Linked DNA regions of Homo sapiens: region 1 is linked to region 2. The links are chromatin loops, found by intact Hi-C in ENCODE. Cell type or tissue: mammary epithelial cell. All regions are shown on one strand. Links, peaks and the distances in the headings refer to the core of each region. The heading gives the core; the rest is flanking DNA. Region 1 holds the start of HELZ2 (helicase with zinc finger 2). Region 2 overlaps KCNQ2 (potassium voltage-gated channel subfamily Q member 2).

Region 1 (8,360 bases), core at 1,343-6,342, 130 kb after region 2:
CCGTTGCCCCAGCCGCTCCCATTGCCCCAGCTGCTCCTGCTACCCCAGCTGCTCCTGTTGCCCCCAGCTCACTTGGCCACCAGCTGCTGCTGAGCCGCCTCCTCCTCATAGAGAAACTGGTGCATCCTCTGCCGATAGTTGGTTGGTGAGATGGGGCCCGAGGCCACGCTGCTGCGGTTGAACTCCAGGGCCAGGGCAGGGCCCTTGTACTTGGCCATCAGGGCCGTCTGCTCGGCCGTCCGCTCCACGCCAGGCACCACGTGGCGGTTGCCAGTGTGCCAGCGCTCCATCTCCTCAGGGTGGCCGAGCGCCAGATTCCTGCAGGGTCCTGGGCGACGCCCCTGGCCCAGCTGCAGCCCCAGCTTTTGTAGCAGCACCGGCCGGCGGCCAAAGTCGAAGACCACCCATTGCTCAAAGGTGCCGAACGAGGCAGCCTGCACACGCACTCCCACCTGGAAGTCGGCAGTGGAGCTGGGCACACGGAAGCGCTCACCCCGTGCGTAGAGCCGGCCTGGCGGGAGGCCGGGAGCCACCAGAGAGAAGTCGGCTCCTGGCTCCTGCTTCAGCAGGGCCACGTGTAGCAGGGGCTCCTGGAGAGGAGGCCAGACGGTGAGGGGGGCCCAGGGCTCCCCCCAACCCTCCCGAGAGGCAGCCTGGCCAGCGTAGCCCAAGTGCAGGGTTCAGGTCCTGGCCCTGCCACTTCCTGGATAGAACGCAAGCAGGCCACCCGGCCTCTGCCATCCTCAGTTTCTTCCTGTGCTACATGGGGGTGGCTGAACCCTCCTGGGGCCCCTGTGGATGTCCCGTGGGGCAGTGTGGGCAGCTTGAGGCCTCACCACCCACTCTCCAGGTGCCAGACCCTGGTGAATCCTTGTTTTTGTTTTGGTTTTTGAGACGGAGTTTCACTCTTGTCGCCAGGCTGGAGTGCAATGGCGCGATCTCAACTCACTACAACCTCCGCCTCCTGGGTTCAAGTGATTTTCCTGCCTCAGCCTCCCGAGTAGATGGGATCACAGGCACCCACCACCATGCCTGGCTAATTTTTTTTTTTTTTTTTTTTTTTCAGTAGAGACGGAGTTTCACCCTATTGGCCAGGCTGATCTCGAACTCCCGACCTCAGGTGATCCACCTGCCTCGGTCTCCCAAAGTGCTGGGATTACAGGCGTGAACCACCGCACCTGGCCAAATCCTTGTTTTAACCCATATACTCCATAGAATAACCCTGCCAAGGTGGGACTGTCCTGGCCCCCTGTCTCTAGGTGAGGAGACTGAGGCAGAGAGGCTAAGGGACCTGCTGCAGGTCACGCAGGTGCTGAGCGGCAGTGCCTCGGTATTAGCTCCATGACCCAGGCTGTTGACGTCTGCCCGGGCTGAAGTCACCACTTCCCCAGGGCTCCCTCCGCCCAGTCGGAGCTGTTCTCCGCTCACCTCAGAGTGGACGGCAAACGTCCAGCTGTACTGGGTCTTCCTCTCCTGGGCCTGGTACATCAGGGGCTGGTTGCAGGTGACACGCACTCCATCAAGGGTCTCTGCCAGCTGCGTGGAAGTCTAGCCTTCAGCAAGAGGCCTGGACCCCACCCCACCCCACCCACTCCCAGGGCCCACTTACCACAAGGACCTCACTGCTGCTGCGCTGGTACTCGGCCAGCAGCCGCTCCTGGTAGGGCACCAGCCCGTCCTGCCAGGCCGCCTGCCCCCGCAGCTCCACAGCCTGCGTGCGCCGGACCCACTCCTGCAGCTCCTGTGCTGAGTGTGCCTTGGTGCAGGCGTCCCCATACTCACAGAGGTCAGGCCTGGGGGACAGGGAGGTCAGCAGGGCTACACAGAGGCACAGCCGCCGTGCTGAGTTCAAAGGCCGGGACCCCTCAGCCCAATACTGGCCTCTGTAGGGAGCAGGGGCTTTATTCGTCCCACCCACTCCTGTGCTCCCGGGACAAGGCCTGGCTCAAGCAGTTCCCAAACATGAACCTCCCTTATCCGGGTCCTCAGAGGCCACATGGCTTTAGCCCTCAGCAGGTGGCAGGGAGGCCCCCGTCCACTGAACCTGGGAGCCTCTGGCTCTGCCTACGGTGGGCTCCTGCCCCGCTCCAAGCTCCTGGGAACCTCTGGCTCTGCCTACGGTGGGCTCCTGCCCCGCTCCAAGCTCCTGGGAGCCTCTGGCTCTGCCTGTGGTGGGCTCCTGCCCCGCTCCAAGCTCCTGGGAACCTCTGGCTCTGCCTGTGGTGGGCTCCTGCCCCGCTCCAAGCTCCTGGGAGCCTCTGGCTCTGCCTGTGGTGGGCTCCTGCCCCGCTCCAAGCTCCTGGGAACCTCTGGCTCTGCCTACGGTGGGCTCCTGCCCCGCTCCAAGCTCCTGGGAACCTCTGGCTCTGCCTACGGTGGGCTCCTGCCCTGCTCCAAGCTCCTGGGAGCCTCTGGCTCTGCCTGTGGTGGGCTCCTGCCCTGCTCCAAGCTCCTGGGAACCTCTGGCTCTGCCTACGGTGGGCTCCTGCCCTGCTCCAAGCTCCTGGGAGCCTCTGGCTCTGCCTGTGGTGGGCTCCTGCCCCGCTCCAAGCTCCTGGGAGTCTCTGGCTCTGCCTACAGTGGGCTCCTGCCCCGCTCCAAGCTCCTGGGAACCTCTGGCTCTGCCTACGGTGGGCTCCTGCCCCGCTCCAAGCTCCTGGGAGCCTCTGGCTCTGCCTGTGGTGGGCTCCTGCCCCGCTCCAAGCTCCTGGGAGCCTCTGGCTCTGCCTACGGTGGGCTCCTGCCCCACTCCAAGCTCCTGGGAACCTCTGGCTCTGCCTACGGTGGGCTCCTGCCCTGCTCCAAGCTCCTGGGAGCCTCTGGCTCTGCCTGTGGTGGGCTCCTGCGCTACTCCAAGCTCCTGGGAGCCTCTGGCTCTGCCTACGGTGGGCTCCTGCCCTACTCCAAGCTCCTGGGAGCCTCTGGCTCTGCCTGTGGTGGGCTCCTGCCCCACTCCAAGCTCCTGGGAACCTCTGGTTCTGCCTATGGTGGGCTCCTGCCCTACTCCAAGCTCCTGCCTCGAGTATCCTTACTTTGGGCAGAGCTCGAACTTGGAGAGTCCCGGGGGTGGGGAACGGTGCTCCCAGGGCAGGGCCTGGTCGAAGGCCACCATCTGTGCGTGCTCCGAGGATGCGCAGTGGTTCTCGAAGGCCTCCTGAGAGTGGCAGGTGACCAAGCAGGCCGGGCAGTACAGCTGGGCCCCAGGGGGCTGGCCAAGGGGGGCCGTGCGCCCGTCGCCATCAGGGGCAGGGGGTGTGAGCAGGTCCCCCCGCTGGAGGCCACCCAGCTGCTCGGCCTCCCACACAGCCATCTCCACGGCGCTGTGTGCAAACTGGCAGCGGGACTCCCCACGCCAGCACGGCTGCCCACGCCCCACAAACCTGCAGTAGGCAGGAGGCTGGCCGGCCCGGGGCCGCGGCCTCACCACCACAAACTGTTGCTTGCGGCGGCCCTCGGCGCTCACGTGGGCCAGGAGGGAGGGGCAGGCTCCGTGCTCAGGGCACTGCCCCTGGGGGTCCACGCGACAGATGCATGGGGGACAGCGCCTGAAGCAGAGGGAGCAAAGCAGCTCGAAGCGGCCGCCAAACTCCGTAAGGATGGCGTCGGCCGCCCGGCCTGCCCCTCCCTGGGCCCCGCTGCCCTGCACCTCCGCCTTCAGCCATAGGCGCTGGAGGTTGTGCTGACGCTCGAAGGTCCAGACCAGGGCCTCCTCGCGACTGCGGGCAAAGGTGCACCGGTTTCGGTGGCGCCGGCAGCCGAGCCCAGGGCTGTAGTAGTGGCAGACTTGGTAGCACAGGGGCCTTGGGAAGGTGGGCCGGCAGCCCACCACGCGCCAGACCTTGCTCTTGGTGGCCTGCTTAAAGCGGGCCAGCAGGATCTCGCGGGAGCAGTCATGCTCCACCCTACGGAGGACGTAGGTGCTTTCATTGAGCCGCTGGGTGCAGCGGGAGCAGCCCAGACACAGGTCCACCAGGGCACACAGCCGGGCCAGGGACGGCCCTCTGGTGGCCGCGGGGCTGTTGGGCAGCAGGGTGGACCCTGGAGGCGCCACCTCGAACACCAGCTTGGCTCTCCAGGGAGGCGTCTGAGGCTCCTGAGCTCACGGGTCCACGCAGTCCACTGGAACTGTTGGCCACGGTTCGAAGCCTGCGACAGAAGGAGCAGGTGAGACTGAGGCCAGAGGACATCTGGTCCAGGCCCAGCTCAGAAGCACGGCCTCTCCACCAGGCAAGGAGCTGGGGATCTGCCTATCCTGATGCCCAAGCAGAGGCCTCTCCACCAAGCAAGGAGTTGGGACTCTCCCCACCCTGACGCCCAAGTGGAGGCCTTGGCAGTAGCTGTGTCCTGTCAGGGAGTACAGGGCTCACTGACCCGGACACAGCCAGACCCTCCCTCCTGAAGGGTCTCAGGCCCCACCTAGAAGGAGCCAAGGTGACTGCTTGTGGAGCCCTGGAGGGGGCAGAGCCCTTGGCACAGTGCCGCCCCCAGGAGGCCGCACCCCTCTGCCCCAGCCAGGGGTCCTGTGCACCCCAGGGCCTCAGGCTCCTGACTCTTCTAAGGACACAGCACCTCCTTTTCTATTGAATGACCACTGGCCCCCAGGAAAAGAGGACTCCACATCTGCACCTGGGGAGGGGCCTCACGGAGAGGAGGGTACAGTGCCCACCAGAGCTCAGGGTGCCAGGAAGAGATGGGTCCCCGGGTCCCCACCGCAGCTGGGATGCTACAAGAAGAGTAAGTTTAAAAGCAACAGACTGGAGGCAGACTTCAGTATGAGAACCCGGCACTCCCCGCGGACCCCTCTGAGAAAACATCCGAGTCTGCCATCCAGAAAGGACGGGAGCCGAGACCCCAAAATCCTGCGCTCCAGTGGGTGCAGAGACCACAGCGCTGGGTCTTGCTGCGGAGGGTGCTGGTCCTGGACGGGCTGCACTGCCCCGGGCTGGGTCTGTGGCTCCCGGGACTCCGCGCCCCCGGCTGCACTCACCCTCCCGGACCCCCCCCTCCGCCCCCGGCCCCGCCACCCTGGGACCCCCGCGCTCACCCTCCTGGAGCCGCCCCTGGACCCCCGCGCCCCCGCCCCTCCGCCCTGGGACCCCCGCGCTCACCCTCCTGGAGCTGCCTGCCCTGCCGAGCCTGCCCAGGAGCTCTCAGTTTCGATTCTGGCCCGGGCACTGACGCTGATCGCGGAAATTACCTCACCGCCCCCCGCCCCGCCCCGCCCTGCCCCGCCTCCAGCGACAGCTCGGCCCCCGCTGCGAGGGAACCTCGGGAAGCGCCAGCGAGCAGAGGACGCCCCTCCCTGAAGGGCCAGCGCCGTCGAAGGCGGAGGCGGCTGGGGGTGGGGGTCCTTTCCCGCACCCCTCCAGGGCCCCACGCCCCGTCCAGCCCTTCACACACCAGAGACGCCCCGATGATGTGCCAGGCGGAAGGGGTGAGACCCTGCCCGGCCCTGGACGGCAGGATGGTCTGGTGACTCCACCATCAGCCCCTGGAGAAATCCAGGCACAGCTGACCTGGAAGCCTGGGTCCCCTGACAGGCAGGACCTGCCCGTGGCCCTGGTGCTGCTGGGACCCCAAGTCCCTTCTGTCACCAACCAGGATATGGCAGGAATGGCTAAGTGGCCGCCGGGTCCCAGAGTCAGCACGCCTGGCTCTTGGCTCTCTGGACTGGCTCTGGGCCCTCAGCAGCCCTGTGGGGAGGCCCCATAGAGGAGCTGAGGCCTCCAGCCCACTTGCAGCTCGAGTCCCAGCCCCAGCCTTACTGCCATCTCAGGGAGACCCCAGGCCTAACCCTCCCACCTAGACCACGCCCAGCTGTTAGATGTCTATGTTTAAAATAAACGTCCCATTAGCCAGGGGTGGGGGCGGGCGCCTGTAGTCCCAGTTACTCGGGAGGCTGAGGCAGAAGCATTGCTTGAACCAAGGAAGTGGAGGTTGCAGTGCGCCAAGATTGCGCCACTGCACTCCAGCCTGGGCAACAGAGCAAGACTCCATCTCAAAACAAATAAATAAATAAAATAAACATCTGTGTTGTTTTAAGCCCCTGAGCTTTGGGGCGATCTGTTCTGCAGCAGTAGATAACGGACAGTGATGCTGCCCCTGAAACAAGGAAGCAAGGCTGCCACCCAAGGCCAGCACCTCGTGGGGAGGGCCAGGCTGGGGGCTCACAGCGACCTCGGGAGGTCGGCTGGGTGGGCCGTCAACCACCAGGGAGCCTCTCCGCAGACCAATCACGTTGGAGCTCCTGGGAGAGGGCAGGCCCTCGACAATAGCAGCCCCAGGGGCCGGGCGCTGAGCAGGGTCCATGTGCGTGGAACGCTGGGAGAATTTGTGTGGAACGCTGTGTTCCTGGATGGAGAGGCTCAACACCACACAAAGACGTGAGTTCCTCCTAAACTAACCTGCAGTCGCATGGTGGACACACTGACTTTCAAGTCCATTTGGAAAAGCATCACATCACCAAGAAAGGCTGGACAGGGCTTTTTTTTTTTTTGAGACTGAGTCTCCTTCCATTGCCCCGGCGGGAGTGCAGTGATGCAATCACAGTTCACTGCAGCCTCGACCTCTGGCTCAGACAGTCTTCCCCCCTCAGCCTCCTGAGTCGCTGGGACTACAGGCACACACCACCACAGTACAGGTGCACACCACCACAGTTAACTATTTTGGAGTTTTTTCTATGTTTTTCAGAGATGGGGTTTCTCAATGTTGCCCAGGCTGCTCTTGAACTCCTGGGCTCAAGCAAACCCCCCACCTCGGCCTCCTTGAGTGCCGGGATTAGATTACAGGCTTGAATCCCAACACCCAGCCCAGGATGATGACTAAAAAGGATTCCCAGCGGGTGCTGGCATGACTTACTAAACACATAACACACTGCAAAGCCACTGAACCCGGTGTGGACACACAGTTCCAAGGCAGAACAGAGAGTCCAGAAATAGAGTCACACTCAGGAGTCTGGGGTGGGATGAAAGATTGGCTCTCGGCCAGGCGCACTGGCTCACGCCTGTAATCCCAGCACTTTGGGAGGCCAAGGTGGGCAGATCACCTGAGGTCAGGAGTTCGAGACCAGCCTGGCCAACATAGTGAAACCCCATCTCTTCTAAAAATACAAAAAAAAAAAAAAAAAATAGCTGGGCGTGGTGGCAGGTGCCTGTAGTCCCAGCTACTCAGGAGGCTGAGGCAGGAGAATCCCTTGAACCTGGGGTCGGGGGGGGCGAGGCGGAGGTTGCAGTAAGCTGAGATCACACCATTGCACTCCAGCCTGGGAGACGGAACGAGACTCTGTCTCAAAAAAAAAAAAAAAGAAAGAAAAGAAAAGAAAAGAAAGCTTGGCTCTCACACCTCAGGGAAAAACAATTCATTGATGCATTCCACAAATTATTAGAACAACTGATTAGCAGCATCTGGAAACAAAAATGGGAGGGACGGTCTCTGCGTAGCATCTTACACCATATGAAATAATCAAACACTCTCACGGAAGGAAAAGCCAACCACAGAGGCACTAGGAGAAACCAGGGCTGAAAGTGTCTGATTCTCAGGACTCTTGGGATGTGAAAGGCCTTTCTAGGTGAAATCCAGCCCTGCGCCACTCGCCCCCAGCCAGGCTCAAGGACAGGGCTGGTGGCTTCACACATGCCGTGAGGGGCAAGCATACACCCCAGAAATCCACAAAACCTGTCTCCTGAAGCACTGTTTTTTTCTTCTTAGAGAACGAATTAAACATCTACCAGCACAACAGTGATAAATTCAATGACACAAAACAATTTCACATGGAAAAAAACACCACCATCAAAGGAGTCAAAAACCAAACATGAACAGAAAACAAAATTGCAGCTTATGTCACAGTGAAAAGTCTGATCGCTCTGATATATATTTTTTTTTCTTGAGACGGAGTCTCACTCTTGTCACCCAGGCTGGAGTGCAGTGGCACAATCTCGGCAAGCTCCACCTCCCGGGTTCACGCCATTCTCCTGCCTCAGTCTCCCAAGTAGCTGGGACTACAGGCGCCCACCACCACGCCTGGCTAATTTTTTGCATTTTTAGTAGAGACGGGGTTTCACCGTGTTAGCTAGGATGGTCTCGATCTCCTGACCTCGTGATCCACCCACCTCGGCCTCCCAAAGTGCTGAGATTACAGGCGTGAGCCACCGCGCCTGGCCCTGATCTCTCTAATATTTTAAAGATCTTATAAATTAAGAAAAAGATGTATAATTTAAAAGAAAAATAGGCAAAGGATGCAAATCAATACTTCACAAAACGTGGAAAGTGAAATTGCTGTAAATGGAGTGAAGTGTTCAACCTCGGCGTAAGGGAAACGCAAACCAGCCCCAGACAACCCGTCCACCCCTCTGACATTGCAG
Region 2 (5,223 bases), core at 224-5,223:
CATCCCCGCCAGGTGAAGAGTGCAGCTGGGGAGAAGGGAGTGCCCAGAGGGACCCAGAGGAACGGGCAGGGCGTGCAGGGGGCTCGCTGAGCCTGAGCTGAGCTGAGGCCAGAGGAGAGGGGTGGGCAGGAGGAGGCCACCACAAGAGGCGGGGGAGTGGTCTCCACCGAGCCATGGCGGGGTGGGCTGCTCCTGGAGCAGGGACCCCAGGGGTTGTGCTTAGTTTCTCTAGGGGTGGTGGGCAAGGGGGAGGTCAGGCCAGGTTGGACCTCCCCAAGGGTCCCGGTGAGCCCAGGAGCACCCGACTCGGGGCCTGGATGAGGGGAAGCGAAGGACGGACACGTCTCCAAGCAGCTCCGACAAGAGATGCCTGTGCCGGGGCCGAGGAAGGCAGGGGCAGGCACCCTGCACTCAGTGCTGGACATGTTGGGGCCGCAGCCCACCCCCGCCTGCCAGAACCGCACGCACCACAAGCCACGGGCTCAGGACAGCCGCACGGAGGCCACTCTGGCTAGGACCAGAAGGTGGGCCCAGGACAGGCCCTGTGAGGGCAGAGTCTTAGATAAACAGACAGAGGGATCGAGGCCTGAGCGCAGACAGCAGGGCCGGGAAGGGGAGACCTCTCACCAGGACCTGCAGCCCCACCTTGGGGAGTTTACCCTGGGTTCCGAGGACGCTGCTGTGTGGTCTGAGGACAGGGTGGGCCGGCTGGGCCGCACCTGCTCCACACCGACAGGAAGCTGTGGCCTGGTGCAAAGCAGCGCCAGCACCTGGGGGCCTTGGCTGCCACCACCACGCGGAGCGCACAGGAGACTCTGGGAAGGAGGCTGCCACACAGAGTGGGCGGGAGGCTGGGCGAGGCCTGACCAAGAAACCTCTCCTGGGGAGACTAAGCCAGGGCCTCAGCCCTCTACACAATTTCGTTACCAAAGGAGGCGTGGTTTTTTGTTTGTTTGTTTGTTTGTTTTGAGACAGAGTCTCGCTCTGTCCCCCAGGCTGGAGTGCAGTGGCGTGATCCCGGCTCACTGCAAGCTCCGCCTCCCAGGTTCACGCCATTCTCCTGCCTCAGCCTCCCGAGTAGCTGGGACTACAGGCGCCCGCCACCACACCCGGCTAATTTTTTGTATTCAAGGAAAAGGAAGCCGGAGGCCTGGCAGATGGGGCCTGGCCTGCGGGGGAGGTGAGGGCGGGGTTCCCCCCACACTGCTGAAAACCCCCAAAGGCTGCAAGAAAGGGAAACTGGGGGTAGATCTCATCCCAGTAGGAGGTACACAGTCAGCGCGTTTGAATCAGGAAATACCAGCATCCCTATTTGCTATTTAAGACTAATCAGGTAAACCCCAAAGAAAAACACAGAAGCAGCCGCATCCGCTGCAGAGGGACCCAGAGGGGAGGGCACCGCGGCCACAGAGTGGGGCTCTATTCTCACCATAAGGCTTAGTAACTCTCTGACATTTAAAAATATACACAAGCATTACTCTGAAAAAACACCCAATCGTAAAGATAAGAAGGCTGTTGCCCACAAAAGACCTGGGGGATGGGCTTGTCCCCATCAAAAGTCCTAGGGCCCAGCAGTCACAGCTCAGGACGCCCCGGGCCCCACCCTGACCCTGTGGTGGGGCCTGAACCACACAAGATGGCTCAGTGAGTCCAGGTCATCTGTATGGTCCACAGCCTGGGCCCCGGGGCACGCTCAGCTCTCAACCCCCACCCAAGCCCCGACTGGGAAGACAGTGTCCAGGTCTCATGAAATTAATAAAATAACTTCGGATCAGCTGCATCCGGCTTAGGCACCAGGTGGAGCTGCCCATGCCTTCCCCGCAGGGCTGAGCCCACTCAGCCGGCATGTGCGGGGCTAGGCCCGGGGTCTGGTCTCAGCCTCCCAGGAGAGCACAGACCCTGCCCCTGTGCACCAGCAGCCTGAGGGTGTCTGTGGCCCCAGGTGAGGAGGAGCCCAGGGGCCAGATCTGTTCAGACCTGATCAGAGTGGGGCCTGCAGAGCCACCTAGTCTCCAAAAACTCAGGGCTGCCCAGGACAGATCTCCTAGGGATGCCTCTTCTCCCCTTTCCCCCAATAATCGGGACACGGAGCAGGTGGAGGGTCACTCAGGAGGAAGGAAGATGCCCACCACGGCTGAGCTCAGGAGGAAGGAAGATGCCCACCACGGCTGAGCTCAGGCTCTCTGGGGCCCAGCCCTCCCCACCCACTCCCCCGCCAGCTTGGCAACCACCACCCCGCCTCGACCACAAGCCATCATGACCACGGGCAGCCAGCAGGTGGCCCCAAAGAGATGTATGGAGCAGGCTCAGCCAGTGAGAGCCTGGTCCCAGCACAGGGACAGGGGTGTATCAGCAGGGAAAGGGAAAACCACAATGACCACAACTCACCAGGCCCCACCAGAGTGCATCCGCGTAGGTGTCAAAGTGGTCGTTCTCCCCCTTCTCTGCCAAGTACACCAGGAACGAGGCCAGGATGAGACAAAGGAAGCCGATGTACCAGGCAGTGACCAGCTCCTGAGAGGCAGACGGCACCACCATCATGACCACCATCACCAGAAGCATCACCATCACCACCACCAACACCACCACCATCACATCAACACCATGACCACCATCACCACCACCAAAACCATCACCACCACCATCACCACCACCACCACCACCACCATCACCATCACCACCATCACCATCACCACCACCACCACCATCATCACCACCTCCACCATCACCACCATCACCATCACCACCATCACCATCACCACCACCACCATCACCATTACCACCACCATTACCACCACCATCACCATCACCATCACCACCACCACCATCACCATCACCACCACCATCACCATCACCATTATCACCACCACCATCACCACCATCACCACCACCATCACCATCACCACCATCACCATCACCACCACCATCACCATCATCACCATCACCACCACCACCACCATCACCACCATTACCATCACCATCACCACCATCACCATCACCACCACCATCACATCACCACCACCATCACCATCATCAGCATCACCATCACCATTATCACCACCACCACCATTATCACCACCATCACCATCACCACCACCACTATCACCACCACCACCATCATCACCACCACCATCACCGGCGCCACCACCATCACATCACCATCACCATCACCACCACCACCACCATCACCACCACCACCATGATCACCACCATCACCATCACCACCATCACATCACCATCGCCACCATCATCACCACCATCACCATCACCATCATCACCACCACCATCACCATCATCACCACCACCACCATCACCATCACCACCATCACCACCACCACCACCATCACCATCATCACCACCATCATCACCACCACCATCACCATCACCACCATCACCATCACCACCATCATCACCATCACCATCACCACCACCATCACCATCACCACCATCACCACCATCATCACCACCACCATCACCATCACCACCACCACGATCACCACCATCACCATCACCACCACCACCACCATGACCATCATGACCATCACCACCACCACCACCATCACTACCACCATCACCACCATCACCCTCACCACCATCACCACCCGCCACCTGCCTCCAGGAGCACTGCAGCCTCGCCAGTCAGCCCACTTTGGGCTCTGTCTCCAGGGATATAGGGGCTGGATGGACCCGTCTCCTGAGGCCAGCAGAGGCTCCACGCCAGGGTCGGTGGCAGGGCTGGCACAGGGGAACCAGGAGGCGCCGCTGGCTTCACCATCTTAGCTACGGCAGCCCATTCCCCTGAGCCTCCTGGCCTGGGCAACAGTGGCTCGCACGGCCAGCCCACCGTGCCCTCCAGGGTCAGTAGCGTCTATTCTGGCGGCCAGCAGGGCTGGAGAATCTTGGGACTGTTGAGACCCTCCCCCAACCTCCCTGAGCCTCCGGGCACAGATGTGAAAAGGGTGCCCACTGCAGTCAGCACTCAACCCCCACAGCGTCCAGGGAGGGAGAGGGGCCACCGGGGGCTGACCCCTGCCCATTCTGCAGACAAAGCCACCACCCTGCCAGGGCTCAAGAGGGAAGAAAATGGGGAGGGGGCCATTTGAGCAAATGAGCCCACCCGTGAGCAAGGTGGAGGGACAGCACAGTCTGGCAGGATGGGGTCTCGGTCACTGGGGGGCCTGGGGCCCCTGGAACTCAGCATGTGTGGCCACAGCCACCCTCTGGGTCCCCCGGACAGCGGCCGCCGCAAGCCGCAGCTTAAACAACCACCAGGCAGGTGACTAGCACTTTGTATTGATCCAGGCACTAAAAACCCAGGAAAGAAGACACCCAACCACAGAGCCAAGGGTTCGCGGCAGGAAGGTGGGGGTGGCAGGGGCCAAAATGGCCTGGCCTGGCCTTTCGAAAAAGCAGCTTTCTGGAGACAGATGACAAAGATGGCCCAAGTCACGAGAAGAAGCACCGAGAAGAAAGGGGAGGGAGGCTCGTTCACACCTGATGGGCTCCAGCCAGAGCCACCACTGACTCCATCCCTCCACCCAGGGCTCTTGAAGCAAACCCCAGGCAGGGGTGGGGCCCGGTCTGGGCCAGGACTCTCGCTGGCTGGGGGCGCCCACCGCCAGCCTTGGGGCCGTGACTCACCTTGCTGTGGGCATAGACCACAGAGCCCAGCAGCTTCCAGGTGCCTCCCCGCCGGTCCATGCGGATCATCCGCAGAATCTGCAGGAAGCGCAGGCTCCGGAGCGCAGATGTGGCAAAGACGTTGCCCTGGGAGCCGGCGGCCAGCACCGCAATGGAGGCGATGAGCACCATGATGTCTACAAAGCGGGCGTGGAGCTGGTGAGCTGCTGGGCCGCTCCCCGCACCCCCTTGGAGAAAACTCCCCACCCCGCGTTCCAGGAGGATGTGCAGAGGGGCGGGAAGGTGTATGCCCAGCGCCTGGTGTGGGCTCTGTCAGGCCCCAGGAAGGACATTACTATCGTCCACCCTGCCTGTGGGGCCCAGGATGGGCAGCCCAGCGCCACATTCCTCTTCCTGACATTTAGGCAGAGTTAACCACAGCCTCTGACTCCAAGTCAGCAGGTGAAAAGAAACTTCCAGAAGGAGCCAGTCCTGCCCAGCCTCTCTGGCCCACGCAGACGCCCCAGCTCCCCCCAGGGCTGAGTCCGTCCCTGGGTGCCTGGCCCTGATTCTAGCAATACCACCCCCACCAGGCCTCACCAA

Evidence for each region. Peaks named below come from ENCODE experiments on the same cell type or tissue, not always from the same donor. Only the 100,000 strongest peaks of a DNase experiment are listed, where the experiment ranks them.
Region 1: it touches region 2 in a loop (9-fold over the local background); 3 of 110 quality-filtered maps call a loop at or near these places.

Annotation. Positions count from the first base shown.
Region 1 is chr20:63,569,076-63,577,435 of GRCh38, forward strand. HELZ2 (helicase with zinc finger 2) reads right to left here and starts at 5,164. Exons shown (of 20, transcript NM_001037335.2): 1 at 5,109-5,164; 2 at 3,033-4,146; 3 at 1,610-1,793; 4 at 1,429-1,536; 5 at 73-590. The coding sequence starts at 3,310. RefSeq lists silencers at 2,142-2,498, 4,509-4,568, 5,209-5,488, 6,598-6,783 and an enhancer at 5,273-6,000. In mammary epithelial cell, for the core only: no CTCF peak of the experiment used is centred there; no DNase peak of the experiment used is centred there; H3K4me3 peaks cover 1,415 bases; H3K27ac peaks cover 564 bases.
Region 2 is chr20:63,440,018-63,445,240 of GRCh38, forward strand. KCNQ2 (potassium voltage-gated channel subfamily Q member 2) reads right to left here. Exons shown (of 17, transcript NM_172107.4): 3 at 5,221-5,223; 4 at 4,642-4,817; 5 at 2,389-2,514. Among named protein-coding and RNA genes, the nearest start is that of KCNQ2-AS1, 5.8 kb to the right of the region's middle. In mammary epithelial cell, for the core only: a CTCF peak has its summit at 2,289 (motif pointing right); no DNase peak of the experiment used is centred there; H3K27me3 peaks cover 120 bases.